Regions from separate parts of the Homo sapiens genome. Here region 2 is linked to region 1. The links are chromatin contacts, found by Hi-C or POLR2A ChIA-PET in ENCODE. All regions are on one chromosome and are shown on one strand. The core of a region is the stretch at or near the end of the contact, and the rest is flanking DNA. Distances in the headings are between cores, read along the strand shown.

Region 1 (4,714 bases), core at 28-2,527:
TGCACCACCATGCCCGGCTACATTAAAAAAAAATTTTTTTTTTTTGAGACGGAGTTTCACTCTTGTTGCCCAGGCTGGAGTACAACGGTGTGATCTCGGCTCACCGCAACCTCCGCCTCCCGGGTTCAAGCGATTCTCCTGCCTCAGCCTCCTGAGTAGCTGGGATTACAGGCATCCACTACGCCCGGCTAATTTTGTATTTTTAGTAGAGACGGGGTTTCTCCACGTTGGTCAGGCTGGTCTTGAACTCCTGACCTCATGATCCACCCTCCTCGGCCTCCCAAAGTGCTGGGATTACAGGTGTGAGCCATCGCGCCCAGCATTTTTTTTTTTTTTTTTTTTGACGGGAGTCTCGCTCTGTTGCTCAGGCTGGGGTGCAATGGCGCGATCTCAGCTCACTGCAAGCTCTGCCTTCCAGGTTCAAGTGATTCTCCTGCCTCAGCCTCCCGAGTAGCTGGGATTACAGGTGCCAGCCACCACACCCGGCTGATTTTTTTTTTGTACTTTTAGTAGAGACGGGGTTTTGCTGTGTTTGCCAGGCTGGTCATGAACTCCTGAGCTCAGGTGATCCGCCCACCTTGGCCTCCCAAAGTGCTGGGATTCCAGGTGTGAGCCACGGCGCCTGGCCCAGAACCTTAAGTTCTTGATGTACAGAGAACGGCAGCGTCAGTGAAGTGTGATTTCTGTTTTTTTGTTTCCACTAATTGTGAGCAAACATTAGGGTGGGGACTGGGCTGCTTGTGTGGGTCCCACAGGCTTCTTGGAGCACAGTGTCAGCAGAGAAGGGGAATGGGGGTCCTCATTGCGGGGAGCAGTTTTGCCTGGGATGCTGTGAGTTTCTCAGAGGGAAGCTAAGTGGACAGACTGTTCTGGCAAGAGGGAGATGCTTGCCTTTTGAATTCCAGGTTTGCCTCGACGTCAGGTGGGACGTGACTGGCGTCGTCTGCACACGCCCGAGCCCACGTGCTGTTCCTTGCTCCTGGAGGGGTTTCTTGAGCGTGGCCTCCTTGCCATGTAAATGAATTTGGTTTTAGAAACTCGCTGGTGGTGGCAGAGCCTGTGTAGCGGGTGCTGTGACAGCGTCCCCAGCCAGGGGGCAGCCTTCGAGGTGGGAGGGAGAGGTCAAGGGCCGTGAGGCCTAGTGAGGTGGGGAGTGAGATCCACGCCTGCCATGAGCTCCACCCCTGCCTTGCGGAGCCCTGTCGCGAGTGCTCTGTCCTTTTGCTCTGCCGCACCCTTTGTTGTTGGATTTTCACCTCAGGAAAGCCAGGTAGCTGCTCCACCCCCAGCCAGGGCCCATCAGTCCGGGAAACTGGCACAAAGTCTCCTAGCTCCCTGGCTCAGGGCCCAGCCAGTCCTAGCTCCAGGGAGGCTGCAGCCCATGGAGGTTTAGCTCCCAGCTTGTTGTCACCCCAGGCTAAGCAGTGGGACTGTGCTGCTGAACAGGAAGAAGGGAATGGTGTCTTTGTGGAGATCTGGCACTGTCAGTGGCCCGAGGAGTGGATGAGTCCTTTGTTATTCCGAGGCTGTGGGAACTGGTGGAGGGGTCGGCCTTCTCCTCACTGAGGCCTGGGGTGCCCTTGGAGGCAGCTGTCCTGGTGCACCGAGGGGTCAGGGCACACATGGGTGGCCTGGGAGCGTCTGGGTGGCACTGAGCTGGCGGTGTGATGGGCAGACGGGGAGACCTGGGTGCACAGACACACACAGCAGGGGGAGGGGAGGAGAGAGAGGAAGGCTGCAGAGGCCCTGGCATTGCCGCCACTGGGGAGAGGGCAGAAGCGCCTGTTCCCGGGTATGGGGAGGCCAAGTTTCAGGCACCTCTGAGCACTGCTGGGCAGGTGAGCTGGGGGAGAGGCCGGCCTGAGCACCCAGGCGAGGTCTTCATGGGGGAGGGGGTGGCGTGCGTCCCTCAGTGTGAACACAGAATATTTATGTATACATATGGCACGCACGCAAGTGCATAAACATAAACACAGAAGGAGGTCACGAATGAGGTGGGAACCCCAGTTTCCCGGGGGAGAAGTGAGACGAGGAGGGGTACTGGGTCGGGCAGCACGGCCGGCACCACACGCTCCCAGAGCGCCTTGGTGAGACAGGATGGGCGCCCCTTCAGATGCACAGCCTCCCCCGAAGCAGGAAGAGAAACCCAGGTGTGAGAAACAGGAAATCGGGCTGCCTGAGCGCTGGGATTGAGACCTGGGGGAGGTGGGGTCTCGGTGCTGCGGAGTCACAGTGGCGTCTGTGCAAAGCCCCAGCTGGGGGGATGATTCCCACTGGACCTCAGGAGGAAACGGCTGTTCTGACCTTCCTGGAGCTCGTGGGAAGGGAGGGGGTGTCTCGCCCCGAAGCCACAGTCGCCTGAGCGTGAAGCGGGTGTAAGTGTGGTTTTATACCACGGAGTCTGTCTAGAAAGTAGCATGGAACTTTAGGAGGCCGAGGTGGGCGGTTCACGAGGTCAGGAGATCGAGACCATCCTGGCTAACACGGTGAAAACCCGTCTCTACTAAAAAAAAAAAAATTACAAAAAATTAGCCGGACGTGGTGGCGGACGCCTGTCGTCCCAGCTACTCGGGAGCCTGAGGCAGGAGAATGGCGAGAACCCGGGAGGCGGAGCTTGCAGTGAGCCCAGATCACGCCTCTGCACTTCAGCCTGGGCGACAGAGCAATACTCCGTCTCAAAAAAAAAAAAAAAAAGGAAAAAGAAAGTAGCATGGAATTAGTCCTGGGCACCCGACAGCGGCAGCCACAAAGCCCATCGAGAAGGTGCAGCTGCCAGGCAGGGCGTGAAGGACCCACAGCCCCAGGTCTGCCAGGACGACAGTCAAGTGTGCCAGGAGACCGTCTCTCAAGAGCAAGGATCCGCCAACACGCGCAGAGAAAAACGGGATTCAATTGCTAAAAATCTTTGGACAGTGAACGATTGCATTTTCTTTTTTTCTTTTCTTGAGACAGAGTCTCACTCTGTCACTGAGGCTGGAGTGCAGTGGTATCATGTCGGCTCACTGCAACCTCCGTCTCCTGGGTTCAAGCAATTCTTCTGCCTCAGCCTCCCGAGTAGCTGGGATTACAGGCGCCGGCCACCATGCCCTGCTAGTTTTTATATTTTTAGTAGAGACGGGGTTTCGTCATGTTGGCCAGGGTGGTCTCGAACTCCTGACCTAAGGTGATCCACCTGCCTCGGCCTCCCAAAGTGCTGGGATTACAGGTGTGAGCCACCGTGCCCGGCCCAATTGCATTTTCAAAGTGATTTTAAATTGGTGGTTGAAACCTTTGAGGACATTAAATGTTCAAAACGGGTGATGTGTTTCCTTTTCTTAATATTTTAGCGTCTGCTTCTGCGCTTTGCCTGGGAGAGGCCCTGGTGGCCTCGTTCCTGGCGCCCGGAGTCCCTGCTGCGGCCCCACCCCCGGGCGGTCACGGTGACCCATGCTGCCCAGCCTGGAGGTAAAATCGTTCGTGGCTGTGGCTTCAGCATGTCGTCCTCGGTGAAAACCCCAGCACTGGAAGAGCTGGTTCCTGGCTCCGAAGAGAAGCCGAAAGGCAGGTCGCCTCTCAGCTGGGGCTCTCTGTTTGGTCACCGAAGTGAGAAGATTGTTTTTGCCAAGAGCGACGGCGGCACAGATGAGAACGTACTGACCGTCACCATCACGGAGACCACGGTCATCGAGTCAGACTTGGGTGTGTGGAGCTCGCGGGCGCTGCTCTACCTCACGCTGTGGTTCTTCTTCAGCTTCTGCACGCTCTTCCTCAACAAGTACATCCTGTCCCTGCTGGGAGGCGAGCCCAGCATGCTAGGTAGGCGGCGGCTCGGGCAGGGTGGAAGCCGGCCACCTGCCACCCCACAGGGAGCAGCCAGCAACCACCCGGGAGGGCCGGGGGAGCCCAGGTCAGGATGGGAGGCCGGGGGTGGAGCCCACTGCAGGCATGGGAGGGGTGATTCTCCCTCTTGTCTTCGGCCCCCTCCCTCCCGCAGGTGCGGTGCAGATGCTGTCCACCACGGTTATCGGGTGTGTGAAAACCCTCGTTCCTTGCTGTTTGTATCAGCACAAGGCCCGGCTTTCCTACCCACCCAACTTCCTTATGACGATGCTGTTTGTGGGTCTGATGAGGTAAAGAATCTCCTGGTTTTGGTTGAGTGTCTCTTTTTCTTTAAATGTAAAGTCCCTCTCGTTACTAGAGCGGGGACTCTGCTGGCTGGTGAGTTTTCAGTGCAGACTTTATAAAAGCACCAGGGCTGTCCAGATTTCAGGACACCAAATGAATGTGGCTTCGTGGCTCTCACTGCCACGTGTGTTCAGTCAGCTTCTTTCCGGGCTGGTGGTCTCAGGACAGGGTGCCTCCTTGTCTCTGGGACGTTTTCAAGGGGTGGCAGAAGTCACTTCCCATTGGACGCAGTGCCGTTTCCTGGGGGCTCGACCTAAAGCGTCACAGAAGCGGGTCCAGGCACCATGTTGGTGATGAGGAGGTGGGCGGAGAGGGGCCGACGTGCCAACCGAGCGAGCGAGCCCCTTGGAGAGCCTGCCCGGTGGGTGCAGGCAGACAGACTCGTTCTAAGGTGATGGTGCTTTTGGCTCATTTTTAGGTTTGCAACTGTGGTTTTGGGTTTGGTCAGCCTGAAAAATGTGGCGGTTTCGTTTGCTGAGACGGTGAAGAGCTCCGCCCCCATCTTCACGGTGATCATGTCTCGGATGATTCTGGGGGAGTACACAGGTGA
Region 2 (4,817 bases), core at 1,308-3,807, 100 kb after region 1:
GGGCAGGTGGGGTGGCTTCCCAGCCCTGGGATTGCAGGGATACCTGGGTCCACAGCCGTGGCTGGGCAGATGCAGCTGCTCCCAGGAGGGTGGGGCTCCTGTCCTGCCAACTTGGAAGGGGGCAGGGCTCCCACATGCTCAGTGGAGCACAGAGTCCCAGCTGAGCCTCCCCTGCTGTAGCCAGCATCTTCCCAGCAGCCACTCAAGAGAGGCTGCCACTGCCATCAATGGTATAACTGACATTTCACAATCAATAGCTTCTGCTGGTAACTTCACAAAAACCTGACCTAAGAGATCTTTAGTACCTATTGGTTAAATAAGGTATTAAATAAGTATGTCAATACTATATGCTGTATGTGGGTAAATTCCTCTGGAACACTGAGATCCATTTACACACAGAAAGAAAACAGGCACATGGTTACAAGTCTCGTGTAATTTCTATGGCCATTTTATTTATTCAATTGGCTTCCTTTAATCTCTATTTTTCTATTTTTGTTTTCTAATTTTTTTCTTTTTAATTGCTTTCCTTTAAGCCTAGGTTCATGGGTCAAAACCAATATGCAAACTGGGATAGTCATATTATTATTGATTTTACCTTGTATTTTCCCCTTTTAAACTTATTCATTGCCATATTTTGCAAAAGGACAATTTCTTTTTTTTTATTTTTTTGAGATGGAATCTCACTCTGTTGCCAGGGTGAACTGCATAGGCACAATCTCAGCTCATAGCAACCTCCGCCTCCTGGGTTTAGGTGATTCTCCTGCCTCAGCCTCCTGAGTAGCTGGGACTACAAGTGCGCACCACTACATCCGGCTAACTTTTGTATTTGTAGTGGAGACAGGGTTTCACCATGTCGGCCAGGATGGTCTCGATCTCTTGACCTCGTGTTCCACCCGCCTCGGCCTCCCAAAGTGCTGGGATTACGGACGTGAGCCACCGCGCCCGGCTACAAGTACAATTTCTAACAGAATAATGCTGACACAGCACTTTGAGATGATAGAAAGACTACAGAAGTGACAAAAGTTGAAGTTAATAATGGACTCCAGGTTAGACTTAGCCTGAGAGCCACACCCTTCAAACCTCCTTTGATGCTCAAATATGGTAAAAAAGGGTTTTGACAATGACTCCCAGCAGCCACTCTCTCCAGTGTGGGACCAGACCAGCTATCTGGGACAAGTTCATCCCAGCACGGGGACTATCAAAACCTAATTACAGGATGACTCATTAGTGATGCATTTGGAGAAAGATCTCAATCAAAAGGGGAAAATACCCAAGTTGTCAAATAAAAGTGGACTCACTTATGTTTAAAAAATACCTTGACAAAGACAGCTGGGAAAGGCCATGGAGAATTCTCATGAATCAATAATAAGAAAAACTATCACAAGATTCTGCAAAAACCACAACCTTGCACTAAGGCAATCTTACACAAAAAATACTTCAGCAAGGACAGCTGCCCAGCAACTGCCTGTCCAACCCTGGAACGGGAGTACACTTGTTTTTTTTTTTTTTTAGACGGAGTCTGGCTCTGTCGCCCAGGCTGGAGGGCAGTGGCGCGATCTCGGCTCACTACAAGCTCCGCCTCCCGGGTTCACGCCATTCTCCTGCCTCAGCCTCCCGAGTAGCTGGGACTACAGGCGCCCGCCACCACGCCCGGCTAATTTTTTGTATTTTTAGTAGAGACGGGGTTTCACCGGGTTAGGCAGGACGGTCTGGATCTCCCGACCTCGTGATCCGCCCGCCTCGGCCTCCCAAAGTGCTGGGATTACAGGCGTGAGCCACCGCGCCCGGCCGGGAGTACACTTGTTACTGTTCTTTGTAGCCAAGGTTAATTATTTCCAAACCATTATCTTCCTCTTCATTTTTTCTTTAAAAACCATTACTTTCCTGAATGCGCAAATCGTTTACTATGGCACGCATATTCGCCAACGCCCTATTCCCAAATAAATATCATTTTCAGTTAGCCTGTTATTAGGTTGACAATCATTATCACTCCCTCTCCCGTCCGTGGCGCTCCCACGGCAAAACATCAGCCCACTGTCCACCGCGAGGCTGCATCCAGGCAGACAGGCATAGCTGGGGAATGACACACTCGCGTTGACTGGATTTACTGTAACTGGACCCAAATCTCAGACCAGCCGGCGGCCTCTCCAAGGAAGCCCGAGGCGAGGAAGATCCTAGTCGACGTGCACTCCCAACCAGGTCTGTCACAGGTCGGCCCTCGCATTTAAACGTTAAATGTTGAAGGGCTTTCATAAAAGAGCGATGTGCTCCTGCTTGTATGAGCCGGGGCCGGAGGCCGGTAACAGCGGCACGGGACGGGAGCGAGCCTCAGAATGCGGGAATGTCTGTGGGCCTCCGGGACAGTGGAGGGAGCGGGTCTAGTGAAGCGCGACGACTCTGGGGTGGCAGAAGTGAGGACTATGGGCCCCACGGGGACCGAGGGAACGCACAAAATCGTCCCAAGAGACGAAACGCCGGGCCGCGGAAGGGCCCTCAATGCTATCTCCGGCAAGCGCGGCGTTTCGCATCGCTCCCAAAGGCGGCGGCGACACCTTATGACGTCCTGTTGTTCCGCACGTCGTCGCGTCACACTAGGCGCCGGCGCGGGGTGCTGATGTCAGGACGCCGCCGCTTGGCGCCGTGACGCTCAGCCGGGCCTTGTGGAGTGCGGGTCTCTGCTGCGGACGCCGGGGGCCGGCGCGGCGTTGGCCGCCCCCGGCCTCGCCGAGTGCAGCGCGCCCGAAGGCCAGTGCCTGCGCTCCGTCCGCGGCCCGGCGCCCAGGGTGGGCGGGGAGGCCGCCGCGCAGTCGCCGCACGCTACACCGCCGGCGCCGTCGTTTCGCGTCGCCCGCTTCCGGCCACCGCGGCCGCCATTTTGTTCGCGCGGAAGCGCCGCGGTAGGGTGGGAACCCAAGCGGGAGAGCCGCGGGATTTGCGGCCGCCGCCATGCCGTCGTCCCCGCTGCGGGTGGCGGTGGTGTGCTCGAGCAACCAGAACCGGAGCATGGAGGCGCACAACATCCTCAGGTAGTTGGGCTCCACCCTGTCCCCGCGCGCTCTGCTCCGGCGACCGGCCCTCCCTCCTCCCCGGTTCCCCCTGGCCCGCGCCAGGACCCCTGAGAGGAAGCCGGGCCGGGCCGCGCTCGTGGGTCGGCTGGTTGGGATGGCAGCTGGACGGCAGCGCGCGTAGTCCACACGCGGGTGGGCATCACAGGGAAGGCAGGTTCCGGGACGAGGCGCCCGCTGTCCGGTGGTCCTTCGAGCTCTCCGAGGCCGGGCCCGGGGGGCGAGGGTAGCGTCCGCGGCGAGGGGCTGCGCGGCGGCGGCCGATCATGGTATTTCGTGTGCGTCGTTGGCCACCTTCCCTGGAAACGGCGCGCAACACAATCACGGCATACCACGATGTTGTAAATAACAAAGCGGTCTCTTTTTTTAATGCCATGGATTTGTGTGTTTGCTACTTCTTCTTCTTTTTTTTTTTTTGCGAAAGATCCTCTCTTCCTCCCTGGAACGCCTCCAACCGGTAGTTTCTGGAATACAACGTGGACTTGGTTTGGCTCTGCTAGTTTATATTCCCTGCTAACTGGCCGCCTGTGACTCTTGCGTAGCGTATGTCTAATGAAAGTTTATTCCTGCTTGATAACAAGTTTTTTGTTCAGTCACATAGCAAACTGAGAAACTGACCACTTGACTTACAGTTAAAATTTGGTATGTGTCAACTTTGATAGTAAGAAAGTTGAAATGGCTTTTTTACCTCCAAAGTTACCTACGTGAACTTTAAATGAAAACAGTGTTTCGCTTCTCTTCTCGCAGTCCAGCTATAACTTTCCTGAGCAACTTGGGAAAATTAACAGTCCCCCTTTTTTTTCCGTTTTTAACAGTGTCACGTGGGCCAGGCACGGTGGCTCACGCGTGTAGTCCCCGCACTTTGGGAGGCCGACGCACGCGGATCACCTGAAGTCAGGAGTTGGAGACCAAAAAACACCCCCCAAAAATCAGTGTCAAGTGTTCATGATCTGCTGATTCTTTCTCTTTATTCTTTTCTTTCTTTTTTTTTTTTTTTTTTTTTTTTTTTGAGACAGAGTCTTGCTCTGTCGCCCAAACTGGAGTGCAGTAGCGCGATCTCGGCTCACTGCAACTTGTGCCTCCCGAGATCGAGCTATTCTCCTGCCTCAGCCTCCCGAGTAGCTGGGACTACAGGCACCGGCCACCAGGCACGGCTAATTTTTTTTTTTTTTTGTATTTTTAGTAGAGACGGAGTTTCATCATCTTAGCCAGGATGGTCTTGATCTTATGACCTCGTGATCTGCCCGCTCGGCCTCCCAAAGTGCTGGGATTACAGGCGTGAGCCACTGCGCCCGGCTTTTTTTGTATTTTTAGTAGAGACGGAGCTTCACCATGCTGGCCAGGCTAATCTCAAACTCCTGACCTCAGGTGATCTGCCCGCCTCGGCCTCCCAAAGTGCTGGGATTACAGGCGTCAGCCACCGCATCCGGCCAAAGGTTGTTTTTAAAACTAGAAATGTGCTAGAATTACATTGTGCTGGATCTTCATTTATAAACTGCAGTTACCTGTAAAAATTTGATACATTTAAGCAAAACAATGCAAGGCTCACCCCCCCCCCCCCAAGACAAAATTATTGTTAATTGGAATAACAAATGGGCTGGAGACCTTCTGGTTCTGCTGGTTCTCCTTGGTGATCCTTTGTTCAAGATTTTCTGCTGTACCTGCATAACAAAGATGGAGTAGGCCGGGCGCAGTGGCTCACACCTGTAATCCTAGCACCTTGGGAGGCCGAGATGGGCGGATCACAAAGTC

The links. Hi-C counts contacts between places; a loop is a spot of excess contacts on that map. ChIA-PET counts read pairs that join two places held with the same protein, here RNA polymerase II (POLR2A). Pooled maps may share reads with other maps.
Region 2: a map of B cell shows a loop between it and region 1 (6-fold over the local background). The contact joins the promoter of SSU72-AS1 here to the enhancer-like site in region 1. A Hi-C loop is called at or near these places in 3 of 168 maps with a recorded cell type or tissue (B cell, CD14-positive monocyte and natural killer cell), 7 of 37 single-sample maps with no recorded cell type and 8 of 50 pooled maps. POLR2A ChIA-PET finds 5 or more read pairs at or near these places in 3 of 52 experiments (H1, activated B cell and activated CD4-positive, alpha-beta memory T cell).

What each region holds. Positions count from the first base shown.
Region 1 is chr1:1,675,459-1,680,172 of GRCh38, reverse strand. It overlaps SLC35E2B (solute carrier family 35 member E2B), which reads left to right. Exons shown (of 10, transcript NM_001290264.2): 3 at 3,327-3,795; 4 at 3,974-4,109; 5 at 4,583-4,710. The coding sequence starts at 3,474. Among named protein-coding and RNA genes, the nearest start is that of SLC35E2B, 15 kb to the left of the region's middle. RefSeq lists an enhancer at 2,119-2,168. Within about 2 kb of position 1,277, at least 15 of the 41 ENCODE cell types and tissues checked have a DNase peak (open chromatin) inside an H3K27ac peak, as active enhancers do; they include B cell and natural killer cell, where a contact is called at or near this core.
Region 2 is chr1:1,572,687-1,577,503 of GRCh38, reverse strand. It overlaps SSU72-AS1 (SSU72 antisense RNA 1), which reads right to left and starts at 2,557. Exons shown (of 1, transcript NR_197593.1): 1 at 433-2,557. SSU72 (SSU72 homolog, RNA polymerase II CTD phosphatase) reads left to right here and starts at 2,641. Exons shown (of 5, transcript NM_014188.3): 1 at 2,641-3,026. The coding sequence starts at 2,947. RefSeq lists enhancers at 1-450, 2,368-2,437, 2,448-2,557 and silencers at 849-1,018, 2,678-2,837, 3,078-3,157.